Linked DNA regions of Homo sapiens: all the other regions are linked to region 3. A link is an interaction called in ENCODE POLR2A ChIA-PET data of the cell type or tissue named here. Cell type or tissue: OCI-LY7. All regions are shown on one strand.

Region 1 (4,000 bases), 68 kb after region 3:
CATTTACAAAAAACACAGCACGATATTACTTAGCATAATGTAAATTTGGAATTTTAAAGAAATCTGAGAACTGGAAAAGGATGTCCCTTCCACACTGGTCTCTCTATCTCAAATTTTTAGGTGAGGAGGTGAGTATTGGCAATATGATTTGATCAGTGCTAAATCCAAATTTATGTAATAAATCATTATAATAAAATTATACTAGGTGGACCCCTGTGAAACTGCCAGTGTCTGGGTATGTTCAACCCATAAAAATGACAATATCATAAGATTCAGCTTAATAACACAGTGCCTTACTTTCTTAATCTACTAAATAATTCTAATAATAATTATTTCACAGGATTGCTGTGAGAAATCAATGAGATACTATATATAAAGAGCTTAACACAGTGCTTGACACATGGTAAGCATTCAGTAAATTAATGGAGTAGGAAAAGGAGGAGTTATAAACCTATAAATATTGTTCACTTTGAACATCCTAATAATTTAGGTTATTACCACTTACATAAACATAAATTATTTATCAATAGCTTACAATTTAAGAAATGTAATCAAAATTCTTAGTGAGTATTAACTGTTTTCACTCTTAGATCATTAAAAGTCAATTGTATTTGAGGCTCAGATAATATTCCTCTTGGAAAAAAAATTCTATCAAATCAAGATAAATATCATATATATATATACATTTATACCTCTGAGTTCTTATTTTTTGTATTCAAATAACGATAGAGCCCATTTTTTCATCTGGAGAGAATTACATCTGATGACTATCAGAGTGACTGAAATATTAATGACTTAAAAAAAATTCACAGCTATCCAATATTTCCCAGCAATTTTGTGAATTGTGCCAGGTGATTCCAATAATCTGCTATTCTCCCCAAAAATAACATGGATTGTTCTAAGTCCATGAAGAAGAGGCAGAGCTCATATTTCATCTAAAAATCTTTTGTGCAAAAAGCTGTATCTACGAAATTATTAATTTCCAAAGGATGGAGGGACTGGAACCTGTGACTGAGGTAGTCTAGGACTCTGAAATGGGCTAAGCCGAATCATGAGACTTGGGTTCCCCAACTCCAAACTATGCACACCACAGCCACCCCACTCATACTGAGGAAGATCCCCCAAACTCTGCCTCTTCTCATTTCACGCTTTTCCAGAAGTTCATCCTTCTCAGAACCACTTCTTCTCTGACGGGTATCACCAAAGGTGAGGGGCAGACCAATGAGGAGGAGGGCTTGCTGCCATCCTGCAGAGCCTCCCAGTGGCCCTATCTTTGGCAGTGTTCTAACTTTTACAGATGCCTGTCCCCATTTGACAACTTTCTAACTTAGATTTCCTTGTCTCCTAGGACATCGCTAGCCTACACGCCAAGGGCTGGCGTTCAGACAAGGTGGGTCATATCTGTAGCCAAAAAAATCCAGCCATTTAATATAAGGAAGTGTGGATATGGGATCTTTCCCCTCTTCTTATTACACATTAAAAGCCAAACCAACTCCCTGCAAAAAGCTCAAACTGCGTAACGTTTTCCAAGAAGGTTATGGTGGGTTTATGTCAATGAAGGTGAATGGATCAAATACAGTCTTCAGTAAGATCTCTACCAACAAATAAGGCTTAAGCATATTAAAAGAGAGTCCATTTTGGGAATTCAAAACACTTGGATTGCTAAGGTGAGGGTTAACCGCTAAATTCCACCAGATAAGGTGGTTTTTCCTTTTTCTTTTTAGATTACAGACTCTGACTAATTCTTGATATTTTTAGTTCTTTGCAGAGGAATTTTAATTTGGAATAAATTTTTACTCCTTGACAATTAAGCCAAACTTCAGAAGCAACTCTGTTTTATGACATTTCAGCCTCCCCCAGTTTACCTATCTGTAAAATTCCTCCTTTTGTACCAATCCAACAGAGCATAAATTAAAGCACATTGCAAATGGTATTCTAAAGGAAACAGACAATCCCTGAATTGGTGTATTGCTGTGCATTTCTTCTTGTCATTTTGAAAATTACAATCATCTTACAATTTTAAAAAACAGCTTTCTAGATTCTTCGCAAATACAATAATATGACTGCTCCACAGTTCACTTAAATCACTCGGGTTTCACTTCATCTTCTCCACATTTGCACAGGAAGAAGTGTTCGCTATTGTCTCCTCCCCCTCTCTGGGAGTCAGACCAGCTGGGACGTTTTAAGTCTCTTTCATTAAAAAAAAAAAAAAAAAAAAAAAAAAAAAAAAAAAAGGTTAAGGTCAAAATAAGTATGATAAACATGGTAGTTTCCATTCTCAATATTCAAGGACGAAAGACTAAACAACAACAAAAAAATGTAACATTAAAATTCACTGAAGTATGATGAAGATTGTTTTTTTCTTCCCTTGCAACATAATCATGGAGGAAAAAAGGGTTTTGGAAAACAGCAGGTTTTACCTTTAGTAAATCTAGTCTTTCAAATGAGTCCAGTAGTTAATTTTACAGCTGCACATTCCTTAAATTTATATGTTTCCAATTATCTGAATGACTGACACTTTCAAGTTTTATGGTTGATTTTGAAGAGCAGGGCACTTAAACTTACATGAAGTAGATTTTTACACACATGAGTAATTAAATTGTGCTTAACGAGCTCTTCTTTGTACTTGTGAAGTTTTAGCATTTTGGTTGAAGTTTCCTTAAAAGTTAGTAAATTCCAACACTGGACTTTTCATAATACACACTTTGCTATTGGGCTTAACCTTTTTTACTTACAGAGTGTCAGCACCCCTCCGTGACATAAACCCCCTACCAAACAGTAGCCAGTGTCAAGGTTATCACATGAAAACAGACCGTAGGTTTCAGTCTCGTACTTTTCTAATGGCTGAAAAAGGCAAATTCACAGCACGGACAGAGTAACACATTGACATCAAAGAACCTGTAATATCACAGGTAAATTAATGTGCTTCCCACTGCCTATAGTCAAGGAGCAAACTGGATTCTTCAGAAACACATTCTGAAGCCATTTTATCTTCCCATCCCCTTCTTCCTTAAATGTAATCGTCTACTGTCTGTAATGTAAGCAAATACTTTAGTGAGGTTGTGAAAAATTGATTAGGAGCACCTTGAAGACCCTACCTCCGTGATATTTTTTTTTGTAATAGTTACATGGGTCAGCTCTTTGATATTTGCTGCATATAGAGGCAGAAGTATTCCTTCACTTTAGTTCAGAAACACTTGAAATAGACTAAGTAGTAAAAATTAGTTACATATTCCAGTTGCTGTTTAATGCATTATTAAAGAATTTTCACATATACATTGGTGAGAAAGATGGCTGAACTATAATGTACAATTAATATGTTGCTTTGCCAAGAGATGACTGGATCACAACAGTAGAGAAAGTCAGAAGATCACCCTGAGGACATCCCAACTAAATGCTCACTTATCACTGAATCTGGCTTTCCACGGGGTGTCTCTGCTAGTCTGCATGGAGGTGGTTCAGTGCACGTGAACACGCCATGTACAAATAACGCTCAGATAAAATAATCCAGAAATAATATACTTTTTGACACATATAATAAGCATATGGAGTCAGTTAACCAAGAAATGAAATACGGCAAATGTTAGTGGGTCAGGGGTGCCTTGATTTGTTTCTAGAATAGGAGAGCCTAAAGGGCATGACATAAACCTGTGGAAAAAGAAAATGGTAAGATGCAAATCTCCCTCTGAAAAGAGTAGGTGGGCCCAGGGTAGATTGGGATGTGCCAAATGAAGACACAGAGATGTCCTCTTAAGCATCACCACTTGTTCATTCTGTGATGCAGAGCCTGTGTCAACATTAAGACAGATGCTTTGAGGATCAAATAATACAATGCATTGACACTGATAATACAAACGAAAGGAGAGTGGCTGCCGTTATGATGTTTAGTCTTATTCCTTGCTATTCCTACCATCATCATTGTTATTACTACTGGAGCTCAGGTCCCAGCAAACTTTCTATAAAAGGCCAGAGAGTAAACATTTTAAGCTTTACATGTACA
Region 2 (4,000 bases), 56 kb after region 3:
GTGTTCTGAAAGGCGACTTTTAAAAAGTCAAAGTCAAGTGCAAAATCAAACAAATTCAAAATAAAAGATTCTTCCATTGGAAAAAAATATTTTAAAAAATTGGTAAATCTAGGAAGCAGGGAGGGTGAGTGAAATGAAGGGACTTCCATGACATACTGCAATACCCTCTGTTAGTGGTAATGTTAGATGATGGTGCTTGGTCATTCTTGTTATTCCCGTTCAGTAATAAGAAAGCCTCTCTGTTGACCATTCAATTCTGCCAAGGTAGCTTTCTATGTGAAATACACCTAACCAGAATCTCTGGCAGGTTATAGATGAGTGATAATGAGAAAACCAAATACATCTGGACTTCACTGCAGGACAGAGCTTTGTCCAGTATCTGCCTAAACTAAACCTATTGTCCATGGGTGATCAGTTACTGTCAAGAGACTGTCGTATTGCATTAACTTTTTGGTTGGAAATGAGTAACTACCAGAAAATAGGTCACTGACATCAAGGCTTAGCCCCCATAGCATCCAATCAATTATTTTTTTCTTATTGGTGAAGTGAGGTTATGTGTGTGTATATATGTAAGTCTCTCTAAAAACAATATGTTTTAATTTCGCCTCTATTGTATATTTAAAGCTGCTAATATTTATTTCTCAGTCTTTGCACAGAGCAGCAAATTGTCCGCCTACATCTTGAACTACATATTTCCCTTCTTAATTTGAATATTTTGTGTTAAATCAAACCTTCCATTGTTTATGTTTACATGGAATAGAACATTCCCACAGGCTAAATTGTAATACAAAACAAAACAGATCGTCATGCCATTGCTGTGAGAAGAATATGTGCAGAAGGGGGCACATTCTGGAATTCTGTTAGCGCAACATTCAAATAAAATTGAATTAAGGTTCTGTGGAGTGGATTTTTTTTTTTAAATGAAGTCTTGCTCTGTCACCCAGGCTGGAGTGCAGTGGCATCATCTCGGCTCACTGCATCCTCTGCCTCCCGGGTTCAAGCGATTCTCCTGCCTCAGCCTCCCGAGTAGCTGAGATTACAGGCATGCACCACCATGCCCAGTTAATTTTTGTAGTTTTAGTAGAGACGGGGTTTCACCATGTTATCCAGGCTGGTCTCGAACTCCCGACCTCAGGTGATCCGCCCACCTCAGGTGATCGGCCTCCCAAAGTGCTGAGATTACAGGCATGAGCCACTGCACCCAGCCTGGAGTGGATCTTTGTAGAGAGAAAAACATAAAAGTGAGTTTATTGGAGGCAGCTCCTTTGAGAGAGTTTTAATTCATGAGAAGGGAAAAGGCAGTTGTGCTTCTGCAAAGGAGAAGGAAACACAGGGTGGCATGTCTGTGTGTGCTGCAGGTGATGGTGGTAGCCAGGCAAAGGGCAGGTTTCTGCGAGGGGCAGGAAGGTCTGATCCCTTCTGGGAGAGGGGCTAAACAGATTCCCATCTGTTTATCAAAGCTGTTGATTCAATGTTAATCAAAGCTGTTCTCCCTTGTTGTGCCTGCCACAGAGCTGGACAGCAATTCAAGACAACCTAGAGGAGACATTTTGGGAGGGTGAAGGAAACTGATGGCTTTTAAGGCATCCTCAAAGATGCTCAAAGATGCAATTCTTCATGTAAATGTCTAAATTACTTTGTGAAGTCTGGATTTTAGGTCTGCCATCTTGTGGCCATTGCAATAAATATTGCCCTTTTCAATTTTTTTCTGTAGTTACATCTCTAATAATCTATATTCAGAAAAGGTACCAGAAAGAATGCTTATTTAAAAAAATAAACATTACACATGGGAGAGAGATCCATGATTCAGGGGGAGCTAGGACATTTCATATTCAAATCCCCATTCTGCTGACATTTTTCATTCTTTGACTAAAGTCTAGTTTCAAATAATTAGCTATCAAATTATCATTTAATACAGGATTGGGACTACTAAGAAGTCAGTTAAGAGGTGACAGGGAAGTTTTAGGTGCCTGTTTTTTTTTTAAAGAGGTCATTTAATGGACACAGAGTTTCTTCCAAATGAATGACAGTCTCAGCATTTCTGTACTTGCCATACATTTGCTAAGAGAACACCCAGAATAAAATAGATTGTCAAACCAAAGGGGGCTTCATACCTGAAAACTAAGGGAAATTGCTTTTCTGGAAATAACTGAAAGTCCAAATGAGTGAGATTAGAAATACTTTATTCCACGCCGTAAGGAAAAGAAATGAGACAAAATTTATAATAGTTCTGTGTTGGGAAGAAATGGTTAAAACGCCACTATGAAAACACACTAAGCCTATCTAATGCACACTCATTAATCATGATCTTGTTGATTGTGTCAACAGAACAGAAAGCAAATACATGTGGCCATTGCCTTTGCAAAGTTTCACCAATGCATCACAGCCTTCAAATGAAGAGGAGGCACAAGAGCATACTCAATGACCACAAATTAATTTCAGAGCCCAAGTTACAGAAGTATAGAACTATGCGTCTACATACATACACCTGAAGCCTTGCACTGCTAAGCAACGGTTCAAAAGACAGGCCAAACAAAGAGCTGCAAGACTCAGCTTATGTATTCCTAAATTATAAAAAGTTATATTTGTTAGTTACCTGAAATTTCTGGACTCATGAATACAATTTGTGGGATGCTACTGGAGTGCTCCTTCCCAGAGTTTGAAGGAACCTGAAACCAGACAGCAGCTGCAGAAGGAAAGGGTCTGGTAAACTACCTGGAGGAGCTCCACATCTGGAAAGAATCGCAAGGGAGCCAGCCCAAGAAACAATGGTATAGAAAGCAGTCTCAGATTTACAGGATGGGTGGCCTTGTGGCTCACAGAAGTGAAATTTCCACCCTGGGAGGAGCGATTACTGGAAGCAGGAACATTTCAGATATGAAATTATGAACTCCAACCTGAAGCAGCTAAACTGAATATGTTCCTCTAGGGTGGCTATTTACTGGCCACATAAGCAAAAATAAACCATCCAGGTGGTCAGAGGCAGTTCATCAATTTCTCCAACTCATTCACCACATATTTACTGAGTGACCACTGTGTACCACGTACCAGGGATGAATGGGGACAAGCAAGACAGAAACCATCCCTGCTTCTCTAACAGCAGAACTCAGAGACTGCTACCACAGCAGAACCCAGAGATTGCTACCACAGCAGAACCCAGAGATTGTCCACAGTCATGAGACAGACAGACCCTGTGATGATGCCACCAGACACAAAGAAACACCCTTCTATTACCATCATGAGCAAATGCTGGATCATCAGCAATACCGTGCAAAGAAGATATCCCTGAATCCTGTTTCCCAATTCAAATGCTGGGCAAAGAATCCATGTGGCATTTCCCTCTGCATGTATCAAATACTAGGATAATCAATTCAAAAGCTCCCTCCCAGCCCATCCTCTTCATCCCGAATGCCTAGTATAATCCAGTTGCAATCAGAAGCTCAAAATAAACAAATAAACAGAAACATGAAACCTCATAGTCATAGCTACTAGGCCGAATAATACGAAGTTCAAGTTCACTTTTTTATGGGTCAGAAACAATTGAATATCAGAAATTTTGTATGGTTCAACCCAATAGTCTTCCAAAATACAAGGAGTTTTATTGGTTTCTTTGTTTGCTTACAACACATGCCCATAGATCATTTTAAATCTTTATAATTTTATATCCTCAGAGATGTAAAAGGTTGAGGTAATTCCCTCTCCACAATATTCAACATACACCCAAGACTGACCACTAGAGGTAATTAACCCAGTCTGCAGAAGGCCTTTTGCACAAATTGGAGGTGGGGGAAGGAGGCCTAGGAACCCAGAGAAGTGACAGAACTCAGTCCTGTAAAAGAGGCCCCCAGGCCTGGAAAACCACTTAGTGAGAAAACATCCTGGTGACCAGACTCCAACCTGACACTGACTACCACTCCCTGCAATACCGATCTGTTGAATGCTGAGATCAGACCATCTATCTCCCTGGACAACCTTGAGGCTTCCCAGCTCCACTGACCAA
Region 3 (4,000 bases):
GAATGACTGGATTCCTCTGAAGGAATATGCTTCCTGGATTCCCAGAGTTCCTTACGATTGCCAAGATTGTGTTGACTTGTGTCTTCTCAGAATGACTCTTCCCCTCTTCTATCGCACGAGCCACATCTCTGGTTTATTCTTCTACACCCCAGTGGTGAAAGCGAAACTTCATTGGCTGAGGGGGATCACAGTAGGAGATGTCCATATTTTAAAAGACACACTGGGGTGTCTCTCAAGGGAGAGGCAGGTACTGGAGAATCTGTGCAGCCTGGATTGGTTCTTCTCAGCAAGTTCACCTCACTAGGACACGCTGAGGCAGGGCAGCCACCTGAGACCACTTTGTCAAGCCATCAAGAACGTTATAGAAGTTTGGGTGGCCTTTTCCTCCACTTCTAATATAACATCTTTAAGTGCTTCCTCAATTTTTTTTTTTTGCATCGTCATTATAGGGCAAATTGAAGAAACTAGTTTTCTATTTCCTTCAAGCAAAATAGCTGTGACAAACTAGTCTTTGGTGCACTGTGCCAGTTCATTCAGCTCAAGGACATCAGATACCCAGCTGAAGATGAGAATGGTCGAAGCCTCTATGTCGGCCAACAATATTGTTTGGGAGCTTAAAATCAACATCTGCTAAAAGCGGAACCATTGCCAGATAACCATAAAAAAGGGTGGGAGTGAAGACAGGCTTTATTTTCGCTCCTTCATCGATCAGTCATTAACACTTGGCTTTGTTAAACAAAGTGAAAATTGTGTTTTTAACATGACTCTGGTTCTGCCATTTCCTTCATGGTAGGCAATCAAATTTCCTTTTGACTCTTCATTTCCTCAGCTGCTTAAAAAAGAAAATGAGGGGAGGCTGAGGCAGGAGAATCGCTTGAACCTGGGAGATGGAGGTTGCGGTGAGCCGAGATCGCGCCATTGCACTCACTCCAGCCTGGGCAACAAGAGCGAGACTCCGTCTCAAAAAAAAAAAAGAAAAAAAAAAGAAAAGAAAAGAAAATGGGACTACCATATCCTGGCCCTGATGCTTCATAGGTTTGCTGTGCAAATTAAACCCAAGAATGTAAATTAAACCACTTTGTGGATGTTACAGACTTAGACCAATATAACTAGACATATCATCCCTGTTGGTAGCATTAAGAGTTGATTACTAGTAAAACAAATTATTTGATATTACACTAAAGCTGAAGGCAAAATGGTGTGTCTAAAAAGGATCTGATGGGGTACAAAATGATTCTTAAATATTTTAGAGTCTCTGGGCTGTTCAAAATTGACATTATTAAGATCATTAATAGATGGATGCCCAAATCCGAATTTTTAAAATGCTATTGGTCTGTAAGGTGGTTTCCTGCAATAACAGACTTTGTGAGTGTGTGCAGGGTATGTTTAAAGGATGCTTCCTACTCCCTTTCCTCTGCTGGTCCCTTATCTTTGGAGTGCTGCAAGTGCCTGGAGTGTTGTAAGTCAAACATGATCCCTATTACATCAGTTATAGAAAAAAAGAGAGGCAATGGTGTTTAGCAATATAAAATGGATTTCCCTGCTTCCCGACATTTCAAGGTTGGCCACCCCCTCTCAATGGGGGAGCTAAAGTGCTGCCTCTTAGACAAATGCGACTGGATTAAAGCAGCAAGTTGAAAAGAAATCAACCCTCCAATGTTGCCAAGATGCGTTGCATCTGTAAGCTGGAGAGTGCAGGCTATGTCTGAAAAACCCCTGTTGACTCAAAGGATACTGCAACAAATCTCTTAATGTAACCCTAATACTGCAAACAAGGTGTAAAACCTAGACAAATCAGTAAAAGAAAAAAAAAACACTCTACCCCAAATAGCATAAGACTGAATGAAATCTTCAGTAGGCTCAAACCTCCTTTAAGGAAAAATCCTTTTCTAACAGGAGGATCCTGATGCATTAAGCAGCTCTGCATTTTTCCCATACTCAGTGAAGACCCTACCTGGCAGGGCTTATTAATCATGCCCTCATGTGCTCACATGCAGGGAATTAGCATCGCACCCAGATTAAAGGGCTTTGACAATAACCTGCTCATCTGCAAAGCCAGCTTCCCAACTGCTGCGTAACTCCGCCTCCCTCCCTCTCCTGTAGCTCTTAATGGTTGGGTGAGCATGTAACTGCTGGTAGAGGAAGGAGGCAGTTAAATACCTCCCACAACAACAGTTCAGACATTTGTCCCCATTTCCTTCTTTACCTGTGGCCTCACAGAGAGCCACTGCAGGGTTACTCTACAGCTTCTGCTCTTAAAAACAAGCAAACAAATAAACTGCCCCTTTTATTTCCCAAGGGTGGGAAATCACATATGCCGTCTGGCTCACTTTCTAGTAGTTTTGGGGATTTTTAGTAGTCTCTGAGGGATAAAGAAAAAAGAGACATCTGCGATATCTTTCTATTTCTTAACCTGCTAAACACAGTATCCTCCAATCTACTTGTGAGAAAAGAAGTATTGGGAAAGAGGCAAGTGGCTCTCAAGAGCTATTTCAAAATGCATGCCAGGATATCCTTGGCTACAGTTCTGAAAGGACTGGCCCAGGAGTGGCAACGGTCAAAACTTCTGAACCCTTCTCCCATGCAATACACATCAGCACCAATAAGAGGTTTCTTCATGGGTTGTTGAATCTGAAGGCTTCATCCCCACGTGAAACAAAACTCAAGGCTCCTTCCAAGAAGTGGGCCATGACATTAGATTTGCAATGCAAAAAAAAAAAAAAAAAAAAAAAAAAAAAATATATATATATATATATATATATATATACTGTCTCTTATCTGGGCAAGCTTTAGACATACTAGCTTGGTTGGAAACTGATATTAAAAGCCTAAAACATGTAACTTTTCTTATCAGGTTACTATCATGGGGAACTAAAGATTCCTGGTTTTTTGTATGTTCCATAACTATACTTTAGTAAGCCCTGATATACGGTGTTAATTTTTCTTCAGTGAAGGAAACATGAAGATATATTTATGTGCACACATACATATATATGTATATATAACGTATATTCAAACATGCACTCAGAGGAAGTTAGGGAGAGAAGTTTCTAGCTAAACATGATCTTGTGAAATTCTTCCATATGTGGAAAAGTCGTCAGTTCATCTGACATAGAGCAATACATACATATATACACACAGGATGCTATGTATACATTTATCCCACATTCATTTAACCTCAAAACATAAAATAAATTCTTTTTATTCCTCCCTAAGCAAAAGCTAGGAATAACAACTCTATATACAGAATTCATCTTCTGGGGGCAACAGAGCAGGTTGGACCCCTTGCCTGTCTGTCAGAGTTCAAAGGGCTGCACATTGACTAATCTGTTGGTGAAAGTGCAAGGGAAGCAGAGCATCAATCAGAAAAGCTGGCCCTGCATTCACAGAGAGGGGCTCAGTGGGAGTACGGGATCCCACGGCCTCAAGCTGGTGCCCCAGGAGGGGCTGCTGTGACTGCTTCATTCTTCTGTTGGACTGTGAGGCCCCACCAACTTCTTGTGGACTAAGCATAAAATGCAGAAGGAGGACAAAAGCAGGTGGGTTTTATGAAAAAAGAACTAGGGCCAGGAAACACATGGGCCTGGAGCTGTCACCTGCCTCCAGCCACAACATCGATGAGGACATAATTGCAGGGATGGCTGGAAATTCCCCTCTTTAAGGAATGCTCTTATAGGATGCTGACTAATTCTACCTGAGAGCAGTACCCAAGGCTCAGGTGTATGCAGAATGGACAGAGGTAGGAGGTGAGAGAGCAAAAGCCCTGCTTTTCTTTTCTGAGCCAACTCTACCTTATGGCTCTTTTGCCTGTAGAAAGAGGGGAGAAGGGACATATTTAGGGACCAGAAATCTCAAAACCAAGGCAGTGAGTGCTGCAGCCTCTCTGAAGCAGAGTATAGGTTCAGTACTGTAAGCATCTGCCTATATGCAAGAATCCAGAATCCAAACACAGAAAGGAAAAGCAGATTCCTATCAACCATTATAAATTAGGTCACTGGGA

Evidence for each region. ChIA-PET counts read pairs that join two places held together with the same protein. Peaks named below come from ENCODE experiments on the same cell type or tissue, not always from the same donor. Only the 100,000 strongest peaks of a DNase experiment are listed, where the experiment ranks them.
Region 1: POLR2A ChIA-PET joins it to region 3 with 5 read pairs; 1 of 35 experiments calls an interaction of 5 or more read pairs at or near these places.
Region 2: POLR2A ChIA-PET joins it to region 3 with 5 read pairs; 2 of 35 experiments call an interaction of 5 or more read pairs at or near these places.

Annotation. Positions count from the first base shown.
Region 1 is chr3:55,757,265-55,761,264 of GRCh38, forward strand. All of the region lies in intron 14 of ERC2 (ELKS/RAB6-interacting/CAST family member 2), which reads right to left. Among named protein-coding and RNA genes, the nearest start is that of MIR3938, 93 kb to the right of the region's middle. In OCI-LY7, no CTCF peak of the experiment used is centred here; a DNase peak (open chromatin) is centred at 2,137; H3K4me3 peaks cover 1,188 bases; H3K27ac peaks cover 1,449 bases.
Region 2 is chr3:55,745,335-55,749,334 of GRCh38, forward strand. All of the region lies in intron 14 of ERC2 (ELKS/RAB6-interacting/CAST family member 2), which reads right to left. Among named protein-coding and RNA genes, the nearest start is that of ERC2-IT1, 88 kb to the left of the region's middle. In OCI-LY7, CTCF peaks have their summits at 1,672 (motif pointing left) and 1,875; a DNase peak (open chromatin) is centred at 1,637; H3K27ac peaks cover 496 bases.
Region 3 is chr3:55,688,836-55,692,835 of GRCh38, forward strand. All of the region lies in intron 16 of ERC2 (ELKS/RAB6-interacting/CAST family member 2), which reads right to left. Among named protein-coding and RNA genes, the nearest start is that of ERC2-IT1, 31 kb to the left of the region's middle. In OCI-LY7, a CTCF peak has its summit at 1,541; DNase peaks (open chromatin) are centred at 1,676, 2,116, 2,586 and 3,526; H3K4me3 peaks cover 1,880 bases; H3K27ac peaks cover 3,244 bases.